Linked DNA regions of Homo sapiens: region 2 is linked to region 1. A link is a loop called in an ENCODE intact Hi-C map of the cell type or tissue named here. Cell type or tissue: tibial artery. All regions are shown on one strand. Links, peaks and the distances in the headings refer to the core of each region. The heading gives the core; the rest is flanking DNA.

The links. A loop is a pair of places that touch in the nucleus more often than their neighbours do. Peaks named below come from ENCODE experiments on the same cell type or tissue, not always from the same donor. Only the 100,000 strongest peaks of a DNase experiment are listed, where the experiment ranks them.
Region 2: it touches region 1 in a loop (4-fold over the local background); 19 of 110 quality-filtered maps call a loop at or near these places.

Annotation. Positions count from the first base shown.
Region 1 is chr10:63,162,307-63,178,860 of GRCh38, reverse strand. It overlaps JMJD1C (jumonji domain containing 1C), which reads left to right. Exons shown (of 26, transcript NM_032776.3): 23 at 1,005-1,144; 24 at 2,388-2,564; 25 at 10,295-10,426; 26 at 10,727-11,636. The coding sequence ends at 10,816. Among named protein-coding and RNA genes, the nearest start is that of NRBF2, 37 kb to the right of the region's middle. In tibial artery, for the core only: a CTCF peak has its summit at 11,882 (motif pointing left); no DNase peak of the experiment used is centred there; H3K27ac peaks cover 2,136 bases.
Region 2 is chr10:63,811,560-63,828,113 of GRCh38, reverse strand. No RefSeq gene overlaps it. Among named protein-coding and RNA genes, the nearest start is that of REEP3, 300 kb to the right of the region's middle. In tibial artery, for the core only: a CTCF peak has its summit at 8,172; a DNase peak (open chromatin) is centred at 8,174.

The DNA of each region.
Region 1 (16,554 bases), core at 8,555-16,554:
TTTTAAAAAAGGACCTTCCTGTGGTCCTACACTTAGAGACAACTAGTTACTATTTTTGTTTGTACACTTCTAAAGTTTTTTTCTGTACATACATACGTGTAGGAATTTTAGTTTGTCAACATTTTAGAAGGATGGCTTGATTTTCCTCAAAACCACAACTTTGTTCGTGAAACATTTGCATTTGATTACAGATTAACCATTATCAAATATGAGAGCACCTCGAAATTAATCAGAATACATTTTGTCCTGCCGTTCATTAGTCATGGTAATGAGTAAAACCTTTCACCTCATGGAACCTTTTTACTCAGGTATAAAATAGAGGTTATCCCTTATTCTTAAGTAAGTATAGGGGCCAACTAATAAATAGTGAGCATAAAAGACCTTTGTAAGTTAGGAAATGCTATGAGTACAAGTCATTGTTAGGACCACCCCCTTGGAACAGGGAAGGAAGGTGGTTAAATTTTACATAGTTGCTCTTAGGTTTTCTATCTCCTGCTTCTTGGTTTGCATAAAACAAACTGGGAAAATCACTATTGCTTTGTATCCACTTATCTATTCTTGTAGTCCTAAAAGTTATGAACATATAACTGTGTTTGACTCTTTTTTAAGAGTACTGATCTGGCCAGGGACAGTGTCTCATGCCTGTAATCCTAGCACTTTGGGAGGCCCAAGCAGGTGGATTGCCTGAGCTCAGGAGTTCAAGACCAGCCTGGGCAACATGGTGAAACCCCACGGCTACTAAAATACAAACAATTAGTCGGGTGTGACAGCTTGCACCTGTAGTCCCAGCTACTTGAGAGGCTGAGGCAAGAGAATTGCTTGAACCTGGGAGGCGGAAGCTGCAGTGAGCCAAGATCATGCCACTGCACTCCAGCCTGGGTGACCAAAAAAGAAAAAGTACTGATCCTAGTCAGGCACTCTGCTGCTCTGATAGATCAACTTTAGGAGACTTGGCTTTCTGGTATTCTTTGCCGACAATTTGAAATTATGTTCCTTTGTTTCAGGAATTCTCAAGAAATTTGAGGAAGAAGATTTGGATGACATTTTAAGGAAAAGATTGAAGGACTCAAGTGAAATACCTGGTGCTCTGTGGCATATTTATGCTGGGAAAGATGTTGACAAGATAAGGGAATTTCTTCAAAAGGTATAAGTTAGTTTGCAAATAATATCTCTTCCCCTCAAGCAAGGACTTATTCATTGTTGCCGTACCTTCACTTGGCATTCAACAATATAAGACCATTACATAATTTTTACTTCAAAGTAGATGGGAGTTTTTGTTGAAAGTCAAAACCCTGTTTCTCTTGCTCCTCTTTGAAAGTCTGTTAACATTTTGAGGGTTTTGAATGGTGATTTGTTCCCAGTTGGTAGTGTGCCTCCATTCCCTGTTAATAAAAGACTGATCTGTTCTTGAGCCAGATATTAGTTGGGTGGCGAAAAGTAGCTATCTGGAGTCGCGGGATGTAAAAACAAATATTTCATGGAAACGTCTAAAGAAGGTAGGATCTTTATTTTCTTTGAATCTGATAGATATTTTTGGCTGCTGACCTAGGGAATGATTCTACTCTATCACATCTGATACTATGATACTTACTGAGTAGACTCAGATTTTGAGTAATCATACCTTGACTGTAGTTGGCATATACTCTGAAAGAAATTTATATATCAACCTGAAATAATTGGTTGAAACCCTTTGCTCAGGTACTTTTTAAACTTCGTAATTATGGAAATTTGTTTTAAGAAATGTTCAGTGCTGATACATCATCTTTCTGAAAGGATGTAAGTTCTGTCTGTGATCAATGTGAAGTAAAAGAGTTACAGCCTTTTTTGTACCATTTTATCCCTGAATACTTACCTGTATTTTAATCTGAAGTATGATCATTTGTGCCTTCTAAAGCAGATTATTTAACTGATTAAAGAGTCCCTTGAAATTGATTTTTCAAGTGTTAGAAGGTTAGCCATGTAAAGGTATTTATACTTACCTCAAAAAAGGATCAATAAATGTTTATGAAATCCATACATATGAATGGTTTGGCTTTTGGTAAAAAAAAAAAAAAAAAAAAAATACCCTGTTCCTCATCCATGTGCTATACTTTTGAAACAGTTATAAGGAAGGAAACCAGATAGATGGAAACTTCATAGTGGAAGGAGGTGGTGAGAAGGAAGTAGTAAACTGTTAAGAGCATTTCAGCATTGCTGTATTGTTTTAATATTCTTTGGCTTTCCAAATTATTGCAGAATGTTATTTTTTAACTGAAGAAGCTCATTCAGTTGTTCCATTGATTCTGAGAAGAAAAGATTTGTTATTACAAATAAAATTGAAATTTAACTGAACAGGATTTACCATTTCCTTACTTAAATTGGAGTGTCTATTTTAATTCATATTTCAGATTTCAAAAGAACAAGGCCTTGAAGTTCTACCAGAACATGATCCAATACGTGACCAAAGTTGGTATGTGAACAAAAAGCTCCGTCAAAGGCTGCTTGAAGAATATGGAGTCAGAACCTGTACTCTTATTCAGTTCCTTGGTGATGCTATTGTTTTGCCAGCGGGAGCACTTCATCAGGTATATACAAACTTATTTCTAACATATTTTTTACTGACTGAAAGAACTAGTTTTGAAAAAAAAATTGCTCTTAGTATAGATATAAATGGAAGAAGATGCAAATAAGAGAATTACCTGCACCAGTCTGCCTTTATTAGAATGACATCTCAGTGCTTGCAGAAATCTCACATAATTTCCTTAAGATTTTAAATTGTTTTAACATGAGCCAGATTTCTATTTGTATACTGTCTCCGATTTAATAGATCGAAATCTGATTTTTAAGCCCTCCTGGTGACATGTATACCTCTGAATAGTGAGGCTTAAAAGCATGGGGGGACACAGTATACAGACTTTTTATCAGGCTTTAAGCATACCTCCTACCTTTCTTCAGCATGCTAGCATATCAGGGGCCTGTCTAAAGAAAGATGGTATGTAATTTATATAACTGTTGATCCACAAAACATAAAAACTAAAATAAATACCTAGTTTAAAATACCTAATTTTTCCAGCACCGGGAAAAATGGCATAGAATAGATGCAGTGGTTATGGAGGGTGGGATTAAAAGTACACAGTGGATTCCTATAGGTGGAATGGGGCTACTACAGCCCAGGTTAACCCTTAAAATTAACAAGGTGTACCAGGGAAACCAGAAAAAACTCAAAAGCTGCTTTGCCTCAACAGTTGGTTCTCCACCTTTTCCACTGCTAAGTAATTGAGATGTAGCTGATGTATATTAGTTTACCAAGGAAACTTTCTCACATTTTATATAAGTATAGTCATTGACTGTTTTAGCATTTATGGCACTCTTCCATACAAATACTACTTAGGTGATAATAATTGCTTAGCTTTTAGGATGTGTCAGATTCAGGGTCAGATTTATCATTATTAGATCTCAAATGGCATTTATGATACAGTAGTAAAATACAAATGTCATAATAATAAATACCTTTTTCTCTATGATAATTTCCTGGAAAAAATGTATTTACATTAAGTGGTTATATTTTCCCATGGACTTATGATTATTTCAGAGATGTCATATTATTTATGTTTCATGTTTAATCTGGGATTCACCCTATACACCATTTCTTTGACTTCTAGACTCTTAGCAGAAAATAGCTAATCTGTATTCAAATGTAAATGCTCTCAAAAGAAGAGCCTATTTAAGAGACTAGTATTATAAATCTTTTTGTACATAGGAATAATCCTTTGATAATACAAAGTAGATTCCCTTGAAGATCTTTATTCACATATTGAATTTATCCAATGTCAGTTTTTATAAAGTTAACCTAGGTAGTGTAGTCATTTTTGTAAATTGAGATATAATTTGCATATAGTGAAATTTACCTTATTTAATGTATAATTCTGTGAGTTTCAACAAATGCATAGTTAGGTAACAACATAATCAAAATGTAGAACAATTCCATCACTCCGAAAAAATTCCCTCTTGCAGTTTTTTTTTTTGTTTTTTGTTTTTTGTTTTTTTGAGACAGAGTCTTGCTCTTGTTGCCCAGGCTAGAGCTCAGTGGCGCGATCTTGGCTCACTGCAACCTCTGCCTTCCGGGTTCAAGCGATTCTCCTGCCTCAGCCTCCCGAGTAGCTGCGGATTACAGGCATGCACCACCACGCCTGTCTAATTTTGTATTTTTAGTAGAGATGGGGTTTTTCCACGTTGGTCAGGCTGGTCTCGAACTCCTGACTTCAGGTAATCTGTCTGCCTTGGCCTCCCAAAGTGCTGGGATTACAGGCATGAGCCACCATGCTCGGCATCCTCTTGCACTTTTATAGTCAGCCTCTTCCCACCCAAAGTTCCTGCAACTAATCTGCTTTTTTGTCCCTATAGTTCCTCTTTTATGAGTATGCTGTAAATTTGGACTCACACAGTATGTACCCTTTAAGTCTGGCTTTTCTTAATGTATTTGAGATTCATTCCTATTGTTGTATTTATCAGTTGATTCTTTTTTTATTGCTGGGTAGTTGTATGAATATTTTTTTCATTTTTTAAATCCGTACATTCACCAGCTGAAGTACATTTTGGTTTTTTCCACTTTGGGGCAATAATAGATAAAGCTATCATAAACATTCATATACATGGTTTTATGTGAACAAAGATTTTTATTTCTGTTAAGTAAATACTGAATGGTGGGATTGCCTGGTGATACTATAATGTATGATTAAATTTAAGAAACTGCCAGACTATTCTCTAAATTGGTTGTTCCATTTTCATTTCCCAGTGCAGGGTTATGTGAGTTTCATTTCCTCTGCTTCCTCACTAGTGCTTGTTACTGTCAGTTTTGTTTTTAGACCATTCTAGTAAGTGTACAGTGGTGTCTCATGGTGGTTTTACTTTGTACTTTCTTAATGACTAAACATTGGGCATCTTTTTATATCTTCATTTGCCATCTGTATATCTACTTTGGTTAAATATGTGTTCAAATATTCTGTCTATTTAGCTGCTTTTTTTCTTACTGAGTTTTGAGTGTTTTTTGCCAATTTCTGATAATGTCTTTTATCTGATAATGTGTTTTACAAATACATTTTCCTTTCCTGTAGCTTCTCTTTTCAAAGAGCATTTTTTTTTCATTTTTCCATTTTTTAAAAGACAGTATCTTGCTCTGTTGCCCAGGTTAGAGTGCAGTGGCACAGTCATAGCTCACTGTAATCTCAAACTCCTGGGTTCAAGTGATCCCCCCACCACACCCTCCTGAGTAGCTAGTACTGTAGATGGACACCACCATGCCCAGCTGATTTTTTAATTTTTTGTGGAGATGGGGTCTTGCTGTGTTGCTCAGGCTGGTCTCGAACTCCTAAGCTCAGGCAATCTTCCTGCCTTGGCCTCCCAAAGTGTTGGGATTGTAGGCATGAGCCAACCCACCTGGCTGGTTTTTTCCATTTTGATGAGGTCCAGTTGATCAGTTTCTCTTTTATGGATGGTATTTTCATAGTATCTACAAAATTGTTGCCTAGCCCAAGATCACTCAGATTTTCTCCTCATTTTCTTCTAGAACCATTATAGTTTGAGGTCCTACATTTGGGTATGCAATGTAGTTCATCTTTGTATGTAGTGCATAGTATGGAGCGAGGTTCAATTTTTTGCATATGGGCATTTGGCTGTTCCAGTACTATTTGTTGAAAATACTACTTTTTAATGTTTTTCTTTTGAAAATGTAATACATAAACAGAAAAATTCAAAAGTATAAAAAGTTCACGGTGAAAATTCAGTATCTCACATTTTTCCCCCAGTTCCTTTTTTCCAGATGCAATCATTGTTACCCCAAAGAGATTCCATGCTTACACTTGTGTCCCTGCTGCTACTTTTTTGGGAACAGTGGTCTTTTAGTAGGCTCAAAGTGACCTTGTTAAAAAGTTAGGTTGGTTTACATATCCACACTTCCCCCTCTGTCTCACTGCCTTCATCTCGTATGGCTCTCCTAGTTCCTCTCTAGCCATCCTGCCCTCTTTGCTTCTTTCACACACACCAAGTATGTTTCCCCCCTCCCCCAGGGTTTTTGTGCTTCTTAATCTTTTTTGCTTGGAATCGTTTTTCTGTCAGGTATCTGTAAGACTTGCTTCTTTACACTTTTTTAGGCTTCATTCAAATTTCACCTTCTTGGTGAGGTCTAGTTTAAAGCTGTAAATTGTGTCCCCCAACTTTCTGTCGTCTTTCCTGCTTTATTTTCCTCCATTTCAGTTGTCACCTTAAAATATGCTTTATAATTTACTCACTTTGCTTGTCTTTTAACCCCCACTGGAACGTAAGCATGATGAAGTAAGAGATTTATCTTTTCCATTGCTCTCTTCCCATGCCTAGAATAATGCACTTAATGTTTGTATTATTAATAAGTCTCTATTCTGAAGGCCAGAAAATACGTTCTCAGTAACAACATGTTTTTGCACAAGGGTAGAGGAAAACAAATTTATGGCTTTCTATAATTTATATGTATTGGGCTTTTTGTAAAACATGTAAATGTTTACTTCTTCCTATATGTGCTTTCTCTGGCTACTTCCAAAAGTTTACTTAGGTTGGAATCCACTTTATGTCTATACACATTTTCTTTGAGATAGTTAGAAAATTCACATAGATTATAGAAACAAGATTACATCTATAAAAAATGTTATATCTAAATACACCAAGGCAGCATATATGACCTAGACTGACAAATTATATTCTGAGCTCTGCCACTAAATTGCTGAGTGATCCAAAACAAGATCTAACTTCTTTGCTACATATTTTGGCACAGAAATTGCCAGCTGTACAAAAGGGAATTGCTACCTTTCCTCTCCTGTGGGGTGTAATGACAACAACACAGCTCTTTATACTCTGTTGAAAGGATGTTGTCCGTAATTCACAATTGGTGGCAATGCAGTTTTAAGAGAAAATTCAAGGGAAGTAATAAGTGTTTACAATATTAACCTGGATTTGAGATGCATTATTACTTACAACCTGTTTAGGTCTTAGAAGTTCTGAAAACTGTTAATGACTTCAACACTTCCAGTAGGCTATAGGTGGCCCTCAGAATAATCAGACTCTAAATCAGTATTCTGACACTTCAGCATATGTTAGAATTTCATGGAGGGCTTGATAAAGCAGATTGCTGTACCCCACCACCAGAGTTTCTGATTTCAATGGGTCTGGGGAGGGACCTGAAACTATAGATTTCTGACAAGTTTCCAGGAAATGCTGATTTTACTGTTCAGGGACCACACTTTGGAAACCACACAAATAGGAATCTCATGCAAACCCAAGGCACCTATCAAAAAATTTTCAACCAAGTGATTCTGCATGACAAGGGCCAGCAGTGCTAGGGAAGAAACAACATTCTGTTCTTTGGCCCGTCAGCAATGACCATTGCCAGAGCCAAACTGAGAAGAGTGGGCTGTCTGTTCAAGGAAGCTGAGATATATAATCTTAGCAAGCTGAGGGAAAGCAGCATAGCCACAGCCCTCTTTATATGCTAAGAACTATTCTAGAATTGGAGACTTACAAATCTTACCTTGGTAACTGGGACTCAGTCTGTGAAACTCCTGTACATCCCTCCACAGAGCAATGACCCTGACCTCCAGGATTTTTGTCTCAGCTGTAGTATTCTGAGGTTTAGAGTGGCCTTTACTTAAAAACAGCAACAGTTGTTTTTTTTTTAAGTTAACACATAATCTTTAGTAAAATTTGTCGAAAAATACTAACTTTGATTGTGTTTGGTCATTTATCATGAGTTTAGAAAATTGTAAAGTTGTAATTCTCTGTATTTATATGACCAAAAGGACTTCTTGGCAAAATCTTTCCACACTAAGTTCTCACAAATAACTGAGTAAATAGCAATCACAGTGTCAATATAATAACCTTCCTACTATGAATACAAATTATATTTTCTTAACATTACCTATTTATAATTATAACTGATGCTTTTAGGCAAGTATGAATAAGACAATGTCAAGGAAGTGAAATATAAATGAGTCAAATGTGGCAAAGAAAAGGGATAATCAGAATGAGAAGCTGAGTTGTGTTCTGCTTTAAAACTGAACCTTGGCTCTTCAAAGTAACCCTCAAGCCTTTATCCAAAATATATCAGGTAGGGGTCATTAGGAAACCTAATAGCATCTTGTAAGCACTAATAAAGGTTACTGTTCTAAAAGTCATTTTAAAACAACCATAAGCTGGCAAAGACTGACAGAATGAACTTTTTCAGAACTCTGGAATCTAATTGAAAACTTACAACAGCAACCAAGAGACTGCTTAATGAAGAAAAGGGCAGCTGATTTTTGGCATTTAAGGAAATCTCTGTTAGGTAACTGGCTGACCAGTGAGATAGTGGAACAGAGACTTCAGTGACCACACCCAACAAGGAATACTGCCTTTGCAAAAACAGTTTGGAAAAGTCACTAAACAAATGGATGACTGGAGCCCTCAGGAATCAACAACAGCAAACCCTGAGGCAGGGAGAGAATATGATTACCCATTGTAATGTTCAGATGCCCAGTTTTCAACAGAAAGGTATAAGGCATACACAGAAAGAGGAAAGTATGGCCCATTCAAAGGGAGAAAATAAATTGGCAAAAACCTTCCCCGGGAAGCCCAGACATTGGACTTACTACTAGACAACTGTCTTAAATATGCTCAAAGAGCCAGCAGAAATCAGGAAAACGATGGATGAACAAAGTGAGAATATCAATAAATTATATAAAAAAAGAACCAAGTATACATTTTGGAGCTACAAATGATTTTAGGACATGCTAGAGCTAGATATACCAAAAGTTCTTTCATGCTAAAACTTTGGAAAGACTTACTCTCCTTAAGTTCAGATAAATGAAAGACATAAGGAGAGAGGGCATTTGGAGACTCTGTATGCTGGTATGAGAGTTAATAAGCAGGACTGTAAAGCATCTGTTAGACAAGACACCGCAGGAGTTGGGCTCCTGTTGACTTGCCATTTATTGGCTGATTTGTCTTGGGACAGGCGCTGAACATCTCATCCATAGTTTCCTGCTCTGTGAAATAGAGCATCTGTTCTACAGACACATTATGAAGAGCCAGTGAGACTGTACAGAAATGCTGAAAATGTGAGGCATCCACTATGTTCATCCTCCAGAGGAACCAACAGCCTAATGATTAAAGAAAGAGAATGTTTACTTTACTATGCTACCAAGTTATCAATAGAGGCACAGTGCTTGAGTTAAAGAACTCTGCAGACTTCAGCAGCTGTTCAGGTGGTCATTATGCCCAGAGGAGGAATTCTAGCCCCTCTGGAATTCCATCACCCTATCATCAATTAGATTTTTTTTCCCCACAGTCTCCATTTCCCACTTACTATCTCTTTCATCTCACTCCTCCCAATTAAATTTATTTTGCATACTTAGAGTAACTTTAAATGCTTAGTTTTTCAATTATTTCTCCTTTCCCAGGAATTTTTATGATGTTTTTTAATATCACTAGAAGACAATCTAGAAACACCACAAATCCCAGATTGGATCAGCTTGGGCCTTCCTCTGTTGTTTTACTGGCATTAATAGAAAGCAGCTCTAATAGTCAAGTGCAAAGTCAGTTTGTAAATGCTGAACAAATAACAGATAAGACTATTGACTGGCTTCTTGGGAAAACTGTTTGGTCAGGAGAGAGAAAACTGTTGAAAAACTGTTGTACTGATGTCACCGGTGATTGAAGGGGTATCTTTAATTGGCTAATTTGAAAGAAAGTCACAAAAGAAAGGCATGAATAACCAAAATCCTGGGATATTTCTGAAACTCAGTCGAGGTCAGTAGATCTGTCTGGGACTACATTTTCCATCCCAGTTCCTAACAAAGTTTCATTTTCTTTTCTTTATTCTCTGATGTAAGAGTTAACAGTGAAATGACCAAAATCCTGAAAGCCAATGGAGCAACAATAAACATACTCAGATAGATTGCCTCATAAATTCTTTCAAGTTAGTTTTTAAAAGTAACACATTTTTTAAAAGTCCACTTTGGCAAAATTGATAATTTAATATCTGGTTATCAGCCTCTCCAAAGGATTCCTGGAAAAGTTATTTTCTTTTTATCATTTAAAAATATTCCATTTACAAAGTCACTTTACATGAAGCTTTTCAGTGACATAACTTTCTCATAAAATGTGGTCTTCTGCTTTAAAATCCATTTGATGTTTTGGAGAAAGTAAATTCTCCAGCAGAATTGTCTCTTGTGTTTATTGGTTTTAAATAACTTGGCTTTTCTTTGCTCCACCTCCTAAAACTTGTATTTCACGGTTTTTCTTTTGGGGATAGGTTCAGAATTTTCACAGCTGTATTCAGGTAACTGAAGATTTTGTGTCTCCAGAACATCTTGTAGAGTCATTTCATTTAACACAGGAACTGAGACTTTTGAAGGAAGAAATCAATTATGATGATAAACTACAGGTAAGAGTTGGGTGTTCTAGGTCCTGTTCTTCAGGCTTTTTATATTCAGAAATATGATACATGTATAACAGCTTAGGCAGTCATTGCCTAGTTGGTCACATTAGGGTGACAACCAAAGATTAACACCAACATGTATTTAATTGTATGATTTATAGTGTCCCTTTTGGCTTAACACTTTCAAACATTTTTCTTATATTTGGCTTTCCTAGTTCCCTATTATTTTTTTAAATCTGGAAGTTGTCATTTTTTAATTAATTTCTGTCGAACTGAAGTGATTAGAAATATCAACATCTCTTTCAGGTTAAAAATATTTTGTATCATGCAGTCAAAGAAATGGTGAGAGCCTTGAAGATACACGAGGATGAAGTAGAGGATATGGAAGAAAATTAAGTGTGATCCAGTTTGATATTTTTAGGTTGTTGAACTGGGATTACTTAACCTTGAATGATGATATGTATGCACACTGACTTTAAGCTTCATAAAACCATCAGTGCCAAGAAATTCTCTTTGTAGTAATTACTTGTTACTGACACCACAGCAGTATAGCATATGTCACAGCTCCTGTGATTCAATGTTATAAAACAAGCAGAATTTTAAAAGCAGCACTATATAGCTGTTTTGTATTATAGTGTATATGATGTTTGTGAAAATGCCAGATTTAAAATGATGTATTTATTTTTGGTAAAAAATAAAAAATTCTATGCTATATTGTTGATCAAGTGTAAATGTGACCTTGTACAGTTTACTAAAATTACTGATATTTTTCACTACATTGAGACAGTTACTGTGAGAATAGGACACAAACACCAGCTATTGCCTGCATCTGGGAAATTGCTGAATCGCACAGCAGTCATGTCATAATCAGAAAATTACTGCCAAATAATTGTAAAATTTGTAAAGTATAAAGTATATAAAGTAGATACTAAATACAGACACTTCAATATTTTGTTGAAGCTATTGACTGTACAATTAAACATTTTCAAAAGGTGTAATTTATTTAAAATTGTCTCATTTTGGTAAAATTTATGTGAACTTTTAAAGCTAAATATTAAACTTAATATGCTATGTAAATATATACATATATACATTTAATGATGTATTTTTTTAAAACATTGGCTTGCTTTTGTTAAAGTGCAAGTGTTACATATGGCTTTGTACATTAAAGTTGAAAGGGGTTTTACATTTTCCATTAAAAGGACTTTATCAAAAATTGACTTTTTCCAGAGTACTCCCTCTGTTGACAAGCATGACACTGGGGGCAGAGAAGAGCCCGAAGTCAGTCATCCTGGGTATAAATATGAGTTCTGCCACTTACTGTATGACCTTAGAAAGTTATTTTAATTAATTTGAAGTCTTGGTTTTAATAGCTGGCTGCTATTGTCGGTTGGTTAAGGCTGACATATTCCCAACCCTTTAAGTTACTGGAAAGATGTAGCTCTCCACTGACACCTGCAGGATATTGAGAGGATAGCCTTTCTTCTCAACTGAAAGCATTCAGCTTAAAAGAAAAAAGTGGGAGTCCAAGTTGTGACACCTTGCAAGTTGCTTAGTTTATACTGTTTTTCCTTATGTCACCATCGTTTAGCTCCATGTAATCTGTTACAACACCCTCCACTTCAGGCAAGGTTCAGCCAGGAATGTGAGCAATTACATTTCATGTGAATTACCTACATGTGGCATTTCACATTAATTACCTATACTTATCATGGGATGGATAATGACTACTTGGCTAGAAAGAAAAATTGGCCTGAGGAATATTTCAGATGATTTTGTGAACCTTCTTTGGTGAGCTTTTGACTTTTTTAAATACCATTTTTCCAAATGTGCCTCAGCTGATAAAGTGGCTTTTGTCTAATGCTTTCATATGTTCCATCTGATTTAATTTTGATGTAAAATTAAGTGAAAGCCAAGGTGTTAATTCTGGAGTAGAGTACCACCTGCTGGTCCCCTAAAGCCTGCCAGGATCCCAAAGTCTGTGGTGATTGTTTTTCCTCAAAACCTTTTGCTTCTCTTGCTCTTGCATGAGCCACCTTTTAACCATATTTACAACTTATTCTGAATAGCTGAAGCTAACGAAGATAAAGCCAGGTAATGTGGCTTGTTTCAGTGCAAACCCACCTTAATGACAGTATTCTATCCGTAGTCTGAAGAATATTGTATCCATAGTCTGAATTCCATGCTGCTGACCTAATTAATTCCTTGTAAATCTGGGGTGAAGAGAGAGGACCATAATGCTTACATCCTTAATGACATTTGTAAGCTTTTTGGAAGGCTGGGGAGTTGATTGATTGCTGATTACTCCCTAATCACTGGAGCAGTTCCTCTGGCCTTTTTCTCTCCATCCTTTTGGTTGGGTCTGATGCGCCTCAGGAGTATGTCTGAGTATGTCAGCTCCCTCCAGACGGTGGTATGGTGTTATCTTAAATGTGTACAATAATTTGAGAAACAACAAAGAGCCTTTATAAAGGGAAAGTCGTGGTGAATACTTTACTTTAGTTCTTTCCCATTCTAGTGTATAATGTTTTTTGAGACACTCTCGCTCTGTTGCCCAGGCTGCAGTGCAGTGGTGCAATCATAGCTCACTGTAGCCTTGAACTCCTGGGCTCAGGTGATCCTCCTGCCTCAACCTCCCGAGTAGCTGGGACTATAGGCACGCATCACTGTGCTCAGCTAATTTTTTTTTCTTTTGGAGACTGAGTTTCACTCTGTCACCCAGGCTGGAGTGCAATGGCGTGATCTTGGCTCACTGCAACTTCCGCCTCCCAGGTTCAAGTGATTCTCCTGCCTCAGACTCCGGAGTAGCTGGGACTACAGGTGCATGCCACCACACTTGGCTAATTTTTCTATTTTTCATAGAGATGATGGGGTTTCACTACGTTGGCGAGGCTGGTCTCGAACTCCTTACCTGATGATCTGCCAGTCTCAGCCTCTCAAAGTGCTGGGATTAGAGGCGTGATTTTTAAAATGTTATTTATTTATTTATTTTATTTATTTATTTATTTATTTATTTAGAAGAGATGAGGTCTCTCTCACTACGTTACCAAGGCTGGTCTCTCCTGAGCTCAAGTGATCTTCCCACCTCAGCCTCCCAAAGTGCTGGGATTACAAGTGTAAGCCACCACACCTGGCCCTAATTGATAATGTTTTTACTGGAATATGGATTTTTCATGAATAATCAATACGTGCATTCAAATTCATTTCTGCCATGCATCTGGGGACTGTAATACCCAGACGAATCAGTGTCTGGTTTTCTGTCACTTCCCTTCTTGGTAGATGGGTTATGGATTTAATAACATCTGGGTAAAATTAATAAGCTTCAGAAAAGTGCTGTCATACCTTTACTTTGCTCTGTGCATGTATACCATAGATAGATTGATACAACATGTTCTGTTTCTAGATGCCAGCCTATTAAAGATGCTCTCACAAATGAGATCAGCAGTCAGCCATGGGAGAGGAAAAAGTGATTTAGTTATTCTATATAATGGTTTTTTTGTTTTTTGTTTTTGTTTTTGTTTTTGATACGGAGTTTGCTAATTTGCTGTTGTCATCCAGGCTGGAGTGCAGTGGCACCATCTCGGCTCCCTGCAACCTCTGCCTCCCAGATTCAAGTGATTCTCCTGCCTCAGCCTCCCAAGTAGGTGAAGTTACAGGCCCACACCACCATGCCCAGCTAATTTTTGTATTTTTAGTGGGGATAGGGTTTCACCATGTTGGCCAAGGCTGGTCTTGAACTCCTGACCTCAGGTGATCCGCCCACCTTGGCCATCCAGAGTGCTGGGATTACAAGCGTGGGACACCACGCCCAGCTAGTTATCATTCTGTATTCAATACAGTATTCAGTATGAATTGGGATAACAAGTTGGCCAAGACACAAGGTTATGTATGCTGCCAGGCCTGTCACCAGGATGCAGACTCAGACCTTTCCAACTGCAAAAGTTATGACATGGCCTGGTTATGCAATTACTATGTAAACCTAGATAGATATGCTTTGAAACCGTATAAAAATATAGCAAATGTGAGTAGTATGTGAAGTACTTTGGCTCCCACAGTAATCAGCCTGGTTCTTTTAATGACAATTAATTGACTTTTAAGTGACAATGAAATGTTGGCAGGCTCCAGGTCACTGGCTGCATGCCTTGTAAGTTAGTTCCCTTTCTTGGCTGGGGAGGTTTTCACAACTGGCTATAGCTAAAACAGGATTGTCCTTCTGTGTCTTGTCTGTGAAAAAGACCTCAGCCCTGGGGCCAGCGGAGGGTATACCAAGGACCTGTGTTGTATGGGTGGGTCAAATGGACTCCACTTTGAGAGGAAGGGCATTATGGGTACAGAAGCCAACACCACCTCACCACCCCTTAGTCTTTGACCCAAATTTTGCAGATGATAAAAGATGTGGAGAGCTGGATGAGTAAACAAATACACTTTGGGAGGCCAAGGTGGGCAGATCACGAGGCCAGAAGTTTGAGACCAGCCTGGCCAACATGGTGAAACCCCTTCTCTACTAAAAATATAAAAATCAGCTGGGCCTGGTGGCACAGGCCTGTAGTCCCAGCTACTCTGTAGACTGAGGCACCAGAATTGCTTGAATCTGGGAGGCAGAGGTTGCAGTGAGCCAAGACCGTGCCACTGCACTCCAGCCTGGGCGACAGAGCAAGACTTTCTCAAAAAAATAGAAAAAAAAAATGAGAAGGAAGTATAAGATGAGATGCGAACTGACTGCTTTCCCAAGGAGAGCGAGTGTGGTCCTCTGGCAGCATAGTAAGGATGGTAACTGACAGGTGGGGCTACTGTGGAATATGGAAACAACGGTTCAAGGTAGGTGATACAGGTTTGCTTTAGTAAGTGGAAGAAGTTCAAGATAAAGACTCAGGGATCACTGTTTCCAGCCACACATGCCATGCCCTACGTAAGTGTAAGGTAGAACTATCTTGGGCCACGTGCGGTGGCCCACGCCTGTAATCCCAGCACTTTGGGAGGCTGAGGCGGATGGATCACCTGAGGTCAGAAGTTCGAGACCAGCCTTACCAACATGGTGAAACCCCATCTCTACTAAAAATACAAAAAATTAGCTGGGTGTGGTGGTGCAGGCGTGTAATCCCAGCTACTCAGGGGGCTTAGGCAGGAGAATTGCTTGAACCCGGGAGGCGGAGGTTGCAGTGAGTCGAGATTGTGCCACTGCACTCCAGCCTGGGAGACAGAGCAAGACTCTGTCTCAAAACAAAAAATAAACTTGTATTTACAACTTATTCAAAAGTGTTAGGCAGGCATTGGTGATGTGATGGTTAAAAAATTTTAAAAAAGATGCTGAGGATTGGCCCATCTATGCTAAATATTATATAACAGGTATATACAAAGTATTTGGAAAAGCTGTAATAAATTTTGCCTGGGGTTAGGGAAGGCTTCAGAAAGGTAGTATTTGCACAACCCTTCAAGTAACAAAAAGGACAGCAAATGTGTACATATTTAGATCTCCGTTTGGCCCTTTTTTATAAACACATTCACTGAGACTTCTATACACTTTTCAAGAGAGATTTACAAAGTCATTCACTCTTCATTTCTTGTTCTAGAAGGGCAGCAGGGAAGGAGCTGCTTCTTGGAATGGCCTTTATAAGAGGTGAATGTCAAATAGACAAATTCCTATCATAGATGTCCAGTAAACAACTACCAGGATGTCATAGGCAAGTCAATGTAGTCTCATCTCTCCCATTCTATAGATAAAATACAATCACATTATTTTCACATTAAACATCTAGAAGATACTGTGGTAGCCTGAGGCGTTTTTCTTAATCAGTGAACTGAGGCCGGGCATGATGGTTCATGCCTGTAATCCTAGCACTTTGAGAGGCTGAGGCCGGCAGATTACTTGAGGTCAGGAGTTCGAGACCAGGCTGGGCAACATGGTGAAACCCCGTCTCTACTAAAAATACAAAAATTAGCTGGGTGTATTGGTGCATGCCTGTAATCCCAGCTACTCTGGAGTCTGAGGCAGGAGAATAGCTCGAACCCAAGAGACAGAGGTTGCAGTGAGCCCAAGATCACACCACTGTACTCTAGCATGGGTGACACAGCCAGACCCCGCCTCCCAAAACAAACAAAAAAACATTTTATAGCCAACCTAATATATTTATTTT
Region 2 (16,554 bases), core at 4,095-12,094, 650 kb before region 1:
CTTGAAAGCATTCATAATTACCCAAAGATCATGTTATAGCTTTTGTTGAAACAAAACCTTTTGTTAAAATGAAGATCTAATCAAAGTTCATGCAGTCTATTCTGTTATGTCTCTAGTCTTTTTTAATTTCTTTTTTAAGACATTGACTTTTTTGGAGGAAAAAACCCAGACTCACTGTCTTATAGAATGTTCTATATTCTGAATTTGAACACTTTCTAGCAATATCATTGAACTCATTTTATATCATCTTTTTTTCTGTAAATTAGAAGTTAGGTCAGGACTAGAAGCATGGTTAGATTCTAGTTAAACATTTTTTATTAAAATATTGCATGCATGATGTTGTATACTTTGTATTTTGTCACATCAGGAGAAATATATCAGATTGTCCTATTCTTAGTGATGAGAATTTTGATCACTCAGTAAAGATGGAGACCACAAGATGCTTCTATTTTAAAATTACATTTTTCCCTTAGCAGTGAGTATGAATGTGGGTTGAGACCTTTGTATTATGTGAATATCTTGTTTGACAAACTTTTTCACTTAAAGGTTTTAGCATCCATTGATGATTCTTGACACTAAAAAAGTATTTTTTAAGGCTGCAAAACAGTGACTTTCTATTTGCAACCATGTCAAATGTATGAGCTGGCATTCTCCCTTAAAGGGGAGCTTTCTCTCTGTAGCTGAAAGAATTCTTGGTCCTCCTAAAAAGGCAGGGCAAATACTTAATATTTCCCTTCTTGATATGGTTTGGCTGTGTCCCCACCCAAATCTCATCTTGAATTGCAACCCTCATAATCCCATGTGTCATGGAGGGACCTGGTGGGAAGTGACTGGATCATGGAGGGAGTTTCCCCCAGGCTGTTCTCGTGATAGTGAGTTCTCACGAGATCTGATGGTTTTATAAATGTCTGGCATTTCCCCTGCTTGCACTCACTTCTCCTTCCTGTTCACTGTAAACAAGGTACCTGCTTCTGCTTCACCTTCCACCATAATTGTAAGTTTCCTGAGGCTTCCTCAGCCACAAGGAACTGTGAGTCAATTAAACCTCTTTTCTTTATAAATTATCCAGTCTCAGGTATTTCTTTATAGCAGCGTGAGAATGGAATAATACACTTCTGATGGTCAATTTTAGAGTAAAACATTACTATAATAGCATCTGCAATAGTAGCAAGTAAGTCCTCCCTCTCTTCTCTTCAATTAGTCATAGTCATTATTCTTTCTTATGTTTAAATAGTCCCCCATTGTGGTCAATAAGAGGATTGTCATATTGCCTTGAATATTCTTTTGACACATCCCCATCAGTCTTTGAGCATTTCCCTGACTTTCTTGCCCAACAAGATGTCCCATTTCACTTAGCATTTTTACTGCCCCCAGGCTAGAATCAGCCACTTCTTCGGGAGCCCTGAAGAATCAGTATTTCTTATATTTCTAAAACAAAAATATAATGAAATGTCCCAAAAGCAACCCCTACCAACTAGTATCTTTAATGAGGTATAGTAAATTAATTGATTAATTTACTAGTTAATTAATTAAGGTCTTGGTTGGATTTTTACTATCAAGAATAAATGTTTAAAGTAATAGATTTTATCTTCTTTAAAATTATGGCTCCCTAAGGAGTCAAAGAAATGATGGATGAGTGAGGCCAGAACTTAGGAATTTGATCCTTGTAGTGAAGAGCCAGGCTCAGTTCCTAACTTCATGGGCAACCAAAGGACAGAATCTTACTTAATCTTTTTTTTTTTTTTTTTTTTGAGATAGAATCTCACTTTGTCACCCAGGCTGGAGTGCAGTGGCATGATCTCCGCTCACAGCAACCTCAGCCTCCCAGGTTCAAGCAATTCTCCTGCCTCAGCCTCCCACATAGCTGGAACTACAGGCATGCACCACCATGCCCGGCTAATTTTTGTATTTTTAATAGAAATGGGGTTTTGCCATGTTGGCCAGGCTGGTCTTGAACTCCTGATCTCAAGTGATCCACCCACCTCGGCCTCCCAAAGTGCTGGCATATCAGGCGTTAGCCACTGCGCCTGGCTGAATCTTACTTAACCTGACAAACTGTCTTTCCCAGAAGACATACAAATGAAACTTAATTTATTAGCCTGTTTTGTTCTTTGCTGTCACCACCGTTAAATCATGACATACTAATCACATCAACATTCCTAAATCCTAAGAGGACTTTGCTCTAACTCTAGTCTGTGCCCAACATATGGGTAATATAAAAACAAAGCGGGTCACATGAACCAAAAATTTCCCCTTTTGCATCAAAGGAAATACAGAATGTTTTCATTAAATACCAAGAAATTTCCAAGAAGCCAAAATCCACCATGCTCCTCTAAAAAATATTACACTTGATACCTTAGAACCAAGTTCACTTTTACATTCTTAGAAAGTTATAATTATGTGAATAAACTAAATTACTCTATAGTCAGAAAGTCATTGAGCTTTGTTATCAGATCAAATGTAGGTTTGAATGCCAACTCTAAACTTTATGAAGTCTGTGACCCTGGGAGAGTTATTAAATTTCTCTGTGCCTCAGCATCCTCATTTATTAAGTGGGTTGCTGTGAAGGTTGAACAAGATAATTCATGAAAGTACATATCATGAAGCCTGGAGAATAAATGCTCAATAAGGGTTAACTATTTCTTTACTGGCTTTCTTGTATTATCTGTAATGACTACAATTACCAATGCCACCTGCATTAGTCATATTAGGCAAAGTGATGCTTCAGTGACATATTAATCCAAAATCTCACAGGCTTAAACACATAAAAGTTATTTTTCACTCAAACAAAGCCAACTGTGGGTTCTGGTAACTCTCTGATGCAGCTTTTCCCATGTGGTGAGTCAACAACTGTATTTCTAACTACTATTCTCTCTCTCTCTCTCTCCTTCTTTCTCTCTCTCCCTCCCTCTCACCCTCTCTTTCAGCTTTGATGTCACCAATATGACCAAACTAAAATAAATACATGGGAAATCTTGAGTCCTTCTAACCTGATGTTTAATCATTATCTTATATAGATTTATTTCCTATAGAAATTAAAGTCAAAATAAAAAAATTTTAATTGCAATGGTACAAAAATTGATAATTTCAAATCACAATTCTCAAATCCTTGAAAAAAATGCTTCACAAGAATATATTGTTTTCGTAAGAAAGGATCTCATTATTCTTTATTCAGATTGAAGTATAATTAACAAATAAAAATAAAAATTACATATATTAAAGATGTACAATGTGATGTTTTGATATACACATACTTTGTGAAATGATTACCACAATCAAGCTAATTAACATATCCATCACCTCACATAACTACCTTTTGTGACTGTGTGTGGTAAAAACACTTAAAATCTACTCTCAACAGATCTCAAGTGTACAATACAGTATTAACTATAATTACCGTGCTGTACATTAGATCTCCGGAACTTATTCATTTTGCATAACTGAAACTTTGTATCCTTTAACCATCATCTCCCCATTCCACCCCTACCCCAGCTCCTGGCAACTACCATTCCACTCTGTAACTCCATGTGTTCAACTTTTTAGGTTGCACATATAAGCGAGATCATGCAGTATGTCTCTGTTCTTGGCTTATTTCACTTAGCGATGGCTTCCAGGTTCATTCATGCTGTCACAATTGACAGGATTTTCTTCTCTTTTATGGCTAAATAGTATTCCTGTGTGTGTGTGTGTGTGTGTGTGTGTGTGTGTGTGTGTGTGTCACATTTTCTTTACCCATCCATCCATCAATGGACACTTAGGTTGACTCCATATCTTGGCTAATGCTACAATGAACATGGGAGCGCAGATATCTCTTCAACACATTGATTTCATTTCCTTGGAATATATACCCAGTAGTGGGATTGCTGGATCATGTGGTAGTTCTATTTTTCATTTCTTGAGGAACCTCTATACTGTTTTCCATGACTGTATTAACTTACATCTCCATCAACAGTGTATGAGAGTTCCCTTTTCTCCACATCCTCATCAACACTTATTTTTCATTTTTTTGATAATAGCCATCCTTACAGGTATGAGATGATAACTCATCGCGGTTTTAATTTGCATTTCCCTGATAATTAGTGATATTGAGCACTTTTTCACACACTTATTGGTAATTTACATATCTTCTTTTGGGAAATGCCTATTGAGTTTTTTGTGTTCCTTATATATTTTGGATATTAACCCTGATCAGATATATGGCTTACAAATATGTTCTCCTATTCTATAGGTAGCCTTTTCATTTTGTTTATTGCTTCTTTTGCTGTGCAGATGCTTTTTAGTTTGATGCAATGGCATTTGTCTATTTTTGATTTTGCTGCCTGTGCTTTTGTGGTCATATCCAAAAATGTACTGCACAGACCAATGTCAAAAAGCTTTTTTCTACAGTATGCCTAAGTCTTTAATCCATTTTAAGTTGATTCTTGGATATGGTTTGAGATAAGAGTCCAATTTCATTCTTTTGCATTATGATATTTAGTTATCCCAACACTGTTATGGAAAAAGACTATCCTTTCCCCATTGTGTATTCCTGACACCTTTGTTGAAGATCAATTGGCAATAAATGTGTGTATTTATTTCTGGGCTCTCCATTCTCCTCTACTGGTCTATATGAAATTGGTCTATATTGTTTATATGCCATACTATTTTGATTACTATAGCTTCAAAGTATATTTGGACATCAAGTAGTGTGATGTCTCCAGCTTTCTTATTTTTGCTCAATTGCTTTGGCTACTCAGGGTCTTTTGCGGATCCATACAGATTTTAGGATTTTTTTCTATTTATATTAAAAATGTTAATGAAATTTTGATAGAAATTGCATTGAATCTGTAGATCTCTTTGAGTAATATTGATATTTTAACATATTAATTCTTCCAATCCATGAACATGGGATGTCTTTGTAGTAAAATACCACAAATTATTTTTTAATCATATAATTAAACATGAAATACTATTTTGGCAAATAAGACAATAAAGTAACATTTATTTGTTGACACTCTGCCAAATAGGTATTACATTTAAATATCCAAAACCTGGGTTTTCCAATTCCTGCACTCCCGTGTTTCCCCAAATGTGTTTCACAAAGTCCTCATCCCAAGAGATATTAAGAGGCATTCTGTGAGATAAGGGTTCTACAGTCAAAAGGTTTTGAAAATGGTGGGTTAAAGTTAAACAATTTTCTTTCCCACACAACTCATCGGAGTCTTTGCTATGTTTATGAGCACTGTAAATCTCCAAAAAGCACATACAAGGTGACTTGCTGTTTGTTTGTTTACAGAGTTTTTCAAGCATTTAATGTTTCTCAGAATATATTTTGTGAAACACTGTGCTACCCCTCACTGCCTTACTAGCCTCTAATCACAATGACTGAGCTCTGGAGCTGCAAAGACAACATGATATGGAACCGAAGATGGCAGAATGCCAAGCGCAGGCCTGTAGATCAACTGCTGACAATTTAGAAGCACAGTACTGCTTAGTTTCCTTCTCTCTTCGGCAATAAATTTAATTTCTTCCAGAAACTGCTGTTATACCTGAAAGTATCCGTTGGGTTTTTAAATGATAAACGATGGTCTTGATCTTGCTATATTAAATAAGAAAGAGAGGTTTATTGGAAACATTCTGGGGTAGTTCAGAGTTGTAAAGGAATAACCAAACACCACAGCCACAGGAAGGACAGGAGGCAGGGTCACTGCAGACACTTGTAGAGCAGAAATTCAGGGACGGTTGCTTTTGGCTCCAACCACCAGATGACCCACTCCATACATCTTCTAGCTGAGGATAAACCCTAAAGTTTCAAACTTCCAAAAGACGATGTTGATTGGCCTAGTTTGGGCGAAGTGCCTACCACCTATCCCACTCCTTAAAGGTCATGGTTGAAGTCCCATGATTGGCCGTCCCACCAGAATGACATAGAGTGGAGGAGGAACAATTCCTCCAAAACACAAATGCTAGAAAGAAAAAAAAGCAATGTACTTCACACTTAATCAGCGTAACAAGTTGACCTGTGCCTTAGTTCATTCTACTATTTCTACTCCTACTAGTTAGTTCTTTATATTTCTTGCATACCACACTGGAGCATTTCTGATGGCCAGGTTTTCTTCTTCAATCACCTTCAACAACCATGACAGCCTGCCTTTCAAAGAGTTCAACGAGGATCTTGGTAGGTTAAGTCCTTGTACCAAGAAACCTGGCATTGTTGATTAATAATGTTCAAGAAAGAATCATTTAGTCAAATTATCAACTAAACACATTCATTCTCAGCAGCCACACAAAGCACAAGGACAGAAAATGTAAGGCAATGTGAGAAGCAGAAAGAGGCAGGGTTTAAAGACAAATATAACAAATCAATTCATCCTGACCTCCAAATGACCCAAGTAAAGGAATTTAGTTAAGCATCTACCTTTTCCCCATCCTTGAGTCTATTGGCCTTAAGTTTTTCTTAGTAATTCGAAATTCTTCTGAATTATCAATTTCTGTGTAGAAAGAGGGGAGTCTGTTCTATAATAATTCTTGCTTTTTTTTTTTTTTTTTTGGAAGAGGGAGTCTCACACTGTTGCCCAGGCTGGAGTGCAGTGGTGCGAATTTGGCTCACTACAACCTCTGCCTCCCAGGTTCAAGCGATTCTCCTGCCTCAGCTTCCTGAGTAACTGAGATCACAGGTGTGTGCCACCATACCCAAGTATTAGTACAGACGAGGTTTTGCAGTGTTGGCCAGGCTGGTCTTGAACTCCTGACCTCAGGTGATCCACCTGCGTTGGCCTCCCAAAGTGCTGGGATTACAGGCATGAGCCACCACGCATGACTTATAATCATGCTTTTTGATCACAGACAAAGATTGCATCCTTGCCTCTGGTGGAATTCCTTCTACCTGAAAAAACTTTTCTTTGGGCTACAGTTTTTCTAAGTATTTATCCTCGGCACACCTTACCTTGCTAAGCAGAAATGCTACATGGAAGTCATATTGTTGGCTGAGTTTTACTTTTATTAATTAATATTAATAAAATTAAAATTAATATTTTTGAGCCTTTTAAAAAAACTTTATTAGCAAATGCTTATTTGGGCTTAATTATTTGGCTCTTTGTTGTAGCAAAAGTCTCAATCAATTTTACAAGAAAAGATAAAAAGAAAAGCATGATTTCTAACCAAGTTTTACTACTGCATTTATTTTTATGAAATATTGCTTTTTAGTCACCTGTATTCTGGGGCAAAGGTAAGTTTTACATTATTTTTATTTACTTACACATTTTATTACATAGAAAACCAAAATTCAAGTAAGAAATCATATTGCTTGAGACAGGACAAAATGTTGGGGACAATGACATGCAACATATCTTGTACTTTTTCCAAAGAAAATCTTTTACTTAATAGTCAAACTCTACAGAAAACATCAAGAATAGAACAATCACACACCCAAATAGTGACAAAAGGATGCTAGCTATGTTCTGTTATTTTAGTTTTCAGCTGTTTCTTTTTTGAAAACATGGGGCTTTGTGCTCTTTAGGGAAAGGGGATCTATGAAAGGAACATTTGCCTTCTCTGTGTCCAGTCCTGGGGAAGGGGAGAGTTGCTGTCTGCAAATGCACTCACCACCATTGACTCAAACAGTTGAGAGAGAGAAGAGGATATATAGTAGAAATTAAAACTCTGCCTACTCCCCAACACCACATAATGCCTCAGGCACACATGAATCTATTGAGTAGTATCTGAAGACAAGACTTGTAGCAGGCATTTATCTTTGAAACAGATTTAAATAGATTTGTTTTTTAATCTACTTTAAAATGTGTACTGAGTAAACCTTAAATAGTAAATCTCAAAATAGGAAGAGAGGTCATTTACATTTAAGGAAACAGAATTGGTTAATTAGAGCTAAAAAAATTATAGCTCTGGGTATGCATTTTAATTTGGTTGGCTGTCAAGGGCATTGTTGTCCTGAGTAATTATGAAACAAACTCACATATACAGGAAATCATCATCTAGGGAGGGTTTTCTGCAGGTAGAATGACTATTAATAAAAATCTTCCTTTTTATCCTCGACTGTCCTCTGGCTGTCCCAACAGAATATCAAATTAAAGACAAATTTTTTTCTGGTACTTAACAAACATCATGTAGTTTTGGCAATGATGAAATCTACAGTACTTGGGAATAACAGTTGGGTCTGCCGGTAGGGGGAGTGCGAGCCAAGTTTAGCAATAGAGAGCTTCAGAAATGGGAATTTATGGGAGGATTCTAGGAGAAATGGGCTTGCAAATAGTATAATAAAATGAAGAGTAAAGCCAAAGTATTGATGGCAGGGCTTCTGTTGGTGCAAATGCATGGGCCCTATTGCCCAGAGAGAAATATCAGTAGCCTGTGGAAGTGACAGTAGAGTGTGGGCACAAGAGATTCCATTTAATGTGTGTATCATAATTTATTTAACCCTTTATTTCCATAAACACCCCATTTTTGTTAGTTTGATTTTTGTTTTTGTTTTGTTTTGCTAGCACACATCATGCTGGGATAGCTGTCCAAAATAAGAATTTCAGTTGATAAATAGGTTACTCATTTCTCCCACAGACCTATATTTCATAAACCCCTAAACCCCTTGGCTTATGACCCCACATATTATAGTATCTGATTAAACCTTGCAGATTTTGATAAGGATCTTTTGTTACCCAAATTGTCTAAGTTTCACTTTAAGTAATACTCATGCAGTATTTTTCACTAATTCATTAACTATAGTTCCCTTTCCCTTAGATACACTCGAACTTCAGTCCCATTTCCAAAAAAAAAAAAATTCCTCTTTCCCTCCACCAGATATCAGATCCTTCTATTTCCAAGAGAGGCCTTCAAAATTCTATACCAGCTTTTCTCCCAGTAAACAACAGGTCTTGGTCTCTTAAAATAGTTTAGTACATGAGGAAAGATGAGAATTATGCCAAATGCTACTTTTGAAAACATTCTTTTTGCAGAGTTGAGAAAACAGTTTTTAAAAATTGAGACTTTGTGAAGCGTTGTGGTATTTATTCATCTTTAGTCAAGCCATAGAGAGAAGCCCTTTAGAAGCAATGGCTTGGAGCCTCCAAAATCCCAAGGTTCAAATTCTAGTTTTGAATGTACTGACTAGGTGACTCTGAAAGAGTTACCTTAACTCTCTAAGCCCATGTCTTTATAAAATAGAGAAATAGTAATGACTTTTCAGAGCTGTTCGAAAGAAAGAGACAACATATGTCTCTGGGAGTGCTCAATAAATGACTGCTATTCTTAATGAAACAGTAGCTAAATCCCATTGTCTCCATAAATATAGATTCCCAACTCCTTCTACGAAAGAAGTCTAGGCCAACAGATTCCCATTGTAAAACAGAATAGTTCTTCTCTACAAAGGGTTAGGCTGCCAGAGTTAAATGCCATGCCGTTAGGTCACTCCCTTCCCCTGAGTATACAGAAAGATGGCTTCAGCCATGCCACCCTGCTGGATATCTGAACAACTTCTGTCTAAATGCACTAAAACACTAGGCTGGGAGAGCACATTATGTATGCATTAGGTCTAGAGATAGAATGAAGGCTGAGAAGATAAATGAGAAAGACCACTGTGAACCAACAGAACAATCAATCCTGAAAGGCACAGAAGTAATACAAGGAAAAAAAAAACAGTTTTAATGCTAATGGGCATCCACAGAGAAATTAGGACACATACACACATACAAACAGGCTTCCGGAAAAAAAAAAGCAATCAGAGAACAACAAATTCAATAGAGGAATTGAGGTTATTCAATTCTGTTAAAAATGCACCTGGGTACAGTTTACATTATTTAGGTGATGACTACCCTAAAAGCCCTGATTTGACCACAGTGTAATCCATGCATGTAACAAAATTGTACTTGTACCCCACAAATTTATACCAAAAAAACTGCACCTAACCTGAAAGATATAGTCGGGGCTATTTTCCAGAATTCAAAGAAAAAATACTGAAATAGAGTAAAGATATGAAGGATCAATCCATAAGGTCCACATCTGGATAACAAGAGTAACAGATGAGAGAACAGATACCCATGGAGGCTGCACTGAAGGAGAGGTCTAGTCTTAAGATTAAAAAGGCCCACCAGGAGCCACAGGGTTCATAAATGAAAGACCCACACCCAGACACACCAAAGATTAAAATGATAAAGGCATAAAAAGAATTGTACAGATGTCTATTAAAGGGTTACCTTCAAAGAATGAGAATCCATTGGTATCAGACTGCCTATCAGAAACACTAGATGCCAGAAGACAATAAGAAATCAAGCTGAAGTTCTAAGGAAAATTATTCTGAACCTATAATTCTATACTAAACTATCCATCAAATTTGAGTACAAATTAGACACTTCCGGACATGCAAGAACTCATACTCAAAGTCTCCCTTCTATGAACCCATTCAAAAAATATCCATGTGAGGACATTATAACAAAACACAAAAGAAGATCTAAAAGTGAGAATAGAAAAGGGGCAGAGCAAGATGGCTCCACTAATCATCCCCTGCCCAAATAAGAACACCAATTTAACAACTATCAGCCAGGTACCATGGCTCATGCCTGTAATCCCAGCACTTTGGGAGGCCGAGGCGGGCAGATCACTTGAGGTCAGGAGTTCAAGACCTACCTGGCCAACATGGTGAAACCCTGTGTCTACTAAAAATACAGACGTTAGCCAAGCATGGTAGTGCATGCCCGTAATCCCAGCTACTCAAGAGGCTGAAGCAGGAGAATTGCTTGAACCTGGAAAGTAGAGGTTGCAATGAGCTGAGACTGTGAAACTGCACTCCAGCCTGAGTGATGAAGTGAAACTCTGTCTCGAAAAAAAAAAAAGACATATAAATTTACTACATTTAAAAAAATGTCTGTTGATCTGTTGCCTACAAGAAATACTTCACCTATAAAGATATACGTAAACTGAAAAACCGAAACTAAAGGGATGGAAAATGATATTCCATGCCAATGGAAACCAAAAAAGAGCAGGAGTAGCTATACTTATATCACAAAAAATAGATTTTAAGACGAAAAATATAAGAAGAGACAAAGAAAGTCACCATATAACGATAAAGAGATAAGTTCAGCAAGAGGATTTAACAATTTTAAATACATATGCAGCCAACACTGGAGCACCCAGATACATAAAGCAAAAAGAGAGATAGACTCCAATACAATAATCGCTGGAGACTTCAACACCCCACTTTTAGCATTAGACAAATTTTCCAGACAAAACCAACAAAGAAACATCAGACTTAATCTGCACTGTGGAACAAATGGATCTAATAGATATATATAGAATATTTCATCAAAGGGCTGCAGAATACACATTCTTTTCCTAAGCACATGGATTATTGTCAAGAATAGACCATATATTAGGTCACAAAACAAGTCTTAAAACATTCCAAAAAACTAAAATACTATCAAGCATCTTTTCTGACCACAATGGAATAAAACTAAAAATTAATAACAGGAGGAATTTTGGAAACAATACAAATACATGGAAATTATACAACATGCACCTGCATGACCACTGGCCCAATGAAGAAATTAAGAAAGACATTGAAAAAAATTTTGAAACTTAATGAAACACAACATACCAAACCTATGGGATACCGTGAAAGTAGTACTAGGAGGAAAGTTTATAACTATTAGTACCTACATCAAAAAAGACAAAAAATCAACTAAACAACCTAACAATGCATCTTAAAGGATTAGAACAGCAAGAGCAAATCGAACCTAAAATTAGCAGAAGAAAAAAAACAATAGGAGCCTGACCATGATAGCCAACAAGAAGCAACTAGTGTGCACCACTTTCAGGGAGAAAAATATAGAGGGTGAGTAAATATAGCATCTTCAACTGAAACATCAGGAACACACATTGGGATTCACCAAGAAAACAACTCAACCCATGGAGAACAGAGAAAAGCAAGGCAGGACAACTGCCCACCCAGGAGTGACACAGAGCCAGGAGCCTCCCCTGCCCAGAAAAACAGTGAATGAGTTAGCAACCCTGGGGACCCATGCTTCTCCCACGGTTCTTTGCAACCCTCAAGTCAAGAGATCCCCTCGTGAACCCACTCTACCTGGGCCTGCGGTCTGACATGCAGAGCAATGTGGAGTTTCAGCAGAGCAGCCGCTGGAAGTTTTTGATACCTGGACTTCCCAGCAAAAGTAGCTGCAACTCCAAAGCAGGGAGTTAGACTCCTGTACATACCTATAAGAAAGGGGCTGAATCCAGGGGGCTGAGCAGCAACAGTCTGTAGGTCCCACTTCGATGACATTTTGCAGAATAAGAACCACTGGCTTGGAACTCTAGCCAGCCACTGGTAGAAGCATTACACCTCCTTGAGATGGAACTCCAAGAGGGAGAGGTGGGCCACCATCTTTGCTATTAGCAGCATTACACCTCCCTGAGATGGAACTCCCAGAGGGAGTGTGGGCTGCCATCTTTGCTGTTGCACAGCCTTAGCCATTGTTGCCTTCAGTGCAGCTGCCCTACAAAAAAGCAGACAGACTGCTTTTTTACCTGGGTCCCTGACCCCACTTCTCCTTACTGAACAGGACCTTCAGACTGGGGTCACCAGCCACCCTTGCCAGTGTTTTCCAACTGGCAGTGGTTCTGAGCCTCCCTGGGTTGGAGCTCCCAGGGAGAAGGACAGGCCACCATCTTTGCTGTTCCATAGCCTTAGCCATTGGCATCCCTGAGAGGGATGGAAAGAAAGCAAACAACTTGGGAAACATATTTCAGGATATTATCCATAAAAATTTTCCCAGCCTTTCAAGACAGACAAACATTCAACTTCAGGAAATACACAGTCTCTGAAAGATTCAACACAAGAAGATCCTCCCCAAGACACGTAATCATCATATTTTCCAAGGTCAAAATGAAGGAAAGAATGTTAAAGGCAGCTAGAGAGAAAAGGCAGGTCACCTACAAAGGGAACCCCACTGAGCTAAAAACAGCCCTCTCAGTATAAACCATACAAGCCAGAAGAGATTAGGGGCCTATATTCAATATTCTTAAAGAAAAAAAAATTCAACCAAGGATTTTATATCCAGCCAAACTAAGCTTCCTCAGCAAAGGAGAAATTTTTTTTTTCAAAGAAGCAAATGCTGAGGGAGTTTGTTACCACCAGACCTGCCTTACAAGAGACATTGAAAGGAGTGCTAAATATGGAAAGGCAAGACCATTACCAGCCACTAAAAAAACACACTTAAGTACACACACCAGTTACACTATAAAGCAACCATACAAGCCAGCATAATAACTAGCTAACAACACAATTACAGGACCAAATCCACACATATCAATACTAATCTTGAATGTTAATAGGCTAAATACACCATTTCAAAAGCACAGAGTAACAAGCTGTATAAAAAAGCAAGACCCAAGGTATGCTGTCTTCAAAAGAATCCATCTCACAGTCAATGACACCCATAAGCTCAATATGAAAGGATGGAGAAAAATCTACCAAGCAAATGGAAATCAGAAAAAGAAGCAGGGTTTGCAATCCTAATTTCAGACAAAATAGACTTTAAACCAACAAAAATAAAAAAAGACAAAGAAGGGCATTACATAATGGTATAGAGTTCAATTCAATAAGAAGACCTAACCATCCTAAATATATAGGCACCAAACACAAGAGCACTCAGATTCATAAAGCAAGTTCTTAGAGACCTACAAAGAGACTTAGACTCCCACACAATAATAATGGGAGACCTCAACACACCACTGACTAACAATGAGACAAATCAATGAGGCAGGAAATCAACAAAGATATTCAGGACCTAAATTCAACATTGAACCAAATGGATCTGATAGACCTCTACAGAACTCTCCACCCAAAAACAACAGAATATACATTTCTATCATCGCCACATGGCACATAGTCAAAAATTGACCACACAATCAGACATAAAAAAAAATCCTCAGCAAATACAAAAGAACTGAAATTATGCCAAACACACTTTCAGACCCCAGCACAATAAAAATAAAAAATCAGACTGAAAAAATTGCTCAAAACCATACAATTACATGGAAATTATACAACCTGCACCTGAATGACTTTCAGGTAAATAATGAAATTAAGGCAGAAATCAAGAAGCTCTTTGAAACTAATGAGAACAAAGATACAACATACCAGAATCTCTGGGGCACAGCTAAAGCACTGTTAAAAGGGAAATCTACAGCACTAAATGCCCACACCAAAAACTCACAAAGATCTCAAATTAACAACCTAACATCACAACGAAAACAACTAGAGAACCAAGAGCAAATCAACCCCAAAACTAGCAGAAAGACAAGAAATAATCAAAATCAGAGCTGAACTGAAGGAGATTTAGACACAAAAATAAATTCAAAAGATCAACAAGTCAAGAAGTTGTTTTTTTTTTCAAACAAATTAATAAGATAAATAGGCCATTAGCTAGACTAAGAAAGAAGAAAAGAGAGCAGATCCAAATAAACGCAATGAGAAATGACAAAGGCAATGTTACCACTGACACCACAGAAATACAATCATCAGAGACTACTATGAACACGTCTTTGCACACAAACTAGAAAATCTAAAAGAGATGAATAAATTCCTGGACACATACACTCTTCTAAGACTGAGCCAGGAAGAAATTGATTCCCTGAACAGACCAATAATGAGTTCTGAATTGAATCAGTAACAAATAGCCTACAAACCAAAAAAAGTCCAGGACCAGATGGATTCACAGACAAATTCTACCAGATATACAGGGACGAGCTGGTACCATTCCCACTGAAACTATTCCAAAAAATTGAGAAGAAATGACTCCTCCCTAGCTCATTCTATAAGGCCAGCATCATCCTGATACCAAAACATGGCAGAGACACAGCAAAAAAAGAAAACTTCAGGCTAATATCCTTGATGAACGTTGATGCAAAAATCCTCAACAAAATACTGGCAAACCAAATTCAGCAACACATCAAAAACTAATCCACCACAATCAAGTAGGCTTTATCCCTGGTATGCAAGGTTGGTTCAACATAAACAAATCAATAAATGTGATTCATCACATAAACAGAACTAAAGACAAAAACCACACAATTATCTCAATAGATGCAGAAAAGGCCTTTGCTAAAATTCAACACCACTTTGTGTTAAAAACTCTCAGTAAACTAGGTATTGAAGGAACATACCTCAAAATAATAAGAGCCATCTATGACAAACCCATAGCCAGCATCATGTTGAATAGGCAAAAACTGGAAGAATTCCCCTTGAAAACCATCACAGAACAAGAATGCCCTCTGTCACCACCCTATTCAACTTAGTATTGGATGTCCTGGCCAGAGCAATCAGGCAAGAGAAAGAAATAAAGAGCATCCAGATAGGAAGAGAGGAAGTCAAAGTCTCTCTCTTCACAAATGATATGATTCAATACCAAAAAATGCCATAGTCTTGGCCCAAAAACTCCTTTCAGCTGATATACAACTTCAGCAAAGTTTCAGGATACAAAATCAATGTAAAAAAATTACTGGCATTCCTACACACCAACAACAGCCAGGCTAAAAGCCAAATCATGAAGGCAATCCCATTCACAATTGCCAAAAAAAGAATAAAGCGCTCTGCCTCTGCGCTCTGCCTTGCCTCTCCCTTCCCTCTCCCCTCTCCCCTCTCCCCTCTCCCTCTCGGTCTCCCTCTCCCTCTCTTTCCACGGTCTCCCTCTGATGCCGAGCCGAAGCTGGACTGTACTGCTGCCATCTGGGCTCACTGCAACCTCCCTGCCTGATTCTCCTGCCTCAGCCTGCCGAGTGCCTGCGATTGCAGGCGCGTGCCACCACGCCTGACTGGTTTTCGTACTTTTTTGGTGGAGACAGGGTTTCGCTGTGTTGGCCGGGCTGGTCTCCAGCTCCTAACCGCGAGTGATCCGCCAGCCTTGGCCTCCCGAGGTGCCGGGATTGCAGACGGAGTCTGGTTCACTCAGTGCTCAATGGTGCCCAGGCTGGAGTGCAGTGGCGTGATCTCAGCTCGCTACAACCTCCATCTCCCAGCCGCCTGCCTTGGCCTCCCAAACTGCCGAGATTGCAGCCTCTGCCCGGCCACCACCCCGTCTGGGAAGTGAGGAACGTCTCTGCCTGGCCGCCCATCGTCTGGGATGTGAGGAGCCCCTCTGCCTGGCTGCCCAGTCTGGAAAGTGAGGAGCGTCTCTGCCCGGCCGCCATCCCATCTAGGAAGTGAGGAGCGCCTCTTCCCGGCAGCCATCCCATCTGGGAAGTGAGGAGCGTCTCTGCCCGGCCGCCCATCGTCTGAGATGTGGGGAGCGCCTCTGCCCTGCCGCCCCGTCTGGGATGTGAGGAGCGCCTCTGCCTGGCCGCGACCCCATCTGGGAGGTGAGGGGCGTCTCTGCCCAGCCGCCCCGCTGAAAGGAGGAGACCCTCTGCCTACAACCACCCCGTCTGAAAGGAGGAGACCCTCCGCCCAGCATCCGCCCCATCTGAAAGGAGGAGCCCCTCCGCCCGGCAGCCGCCCCGCTGAAAGCGAGGAGTCCCTCTGCCCGGCAGCCGCCCCGTCTGGGAAGTGAGGAGCCCCTCTGCCTGGCCAGCCAC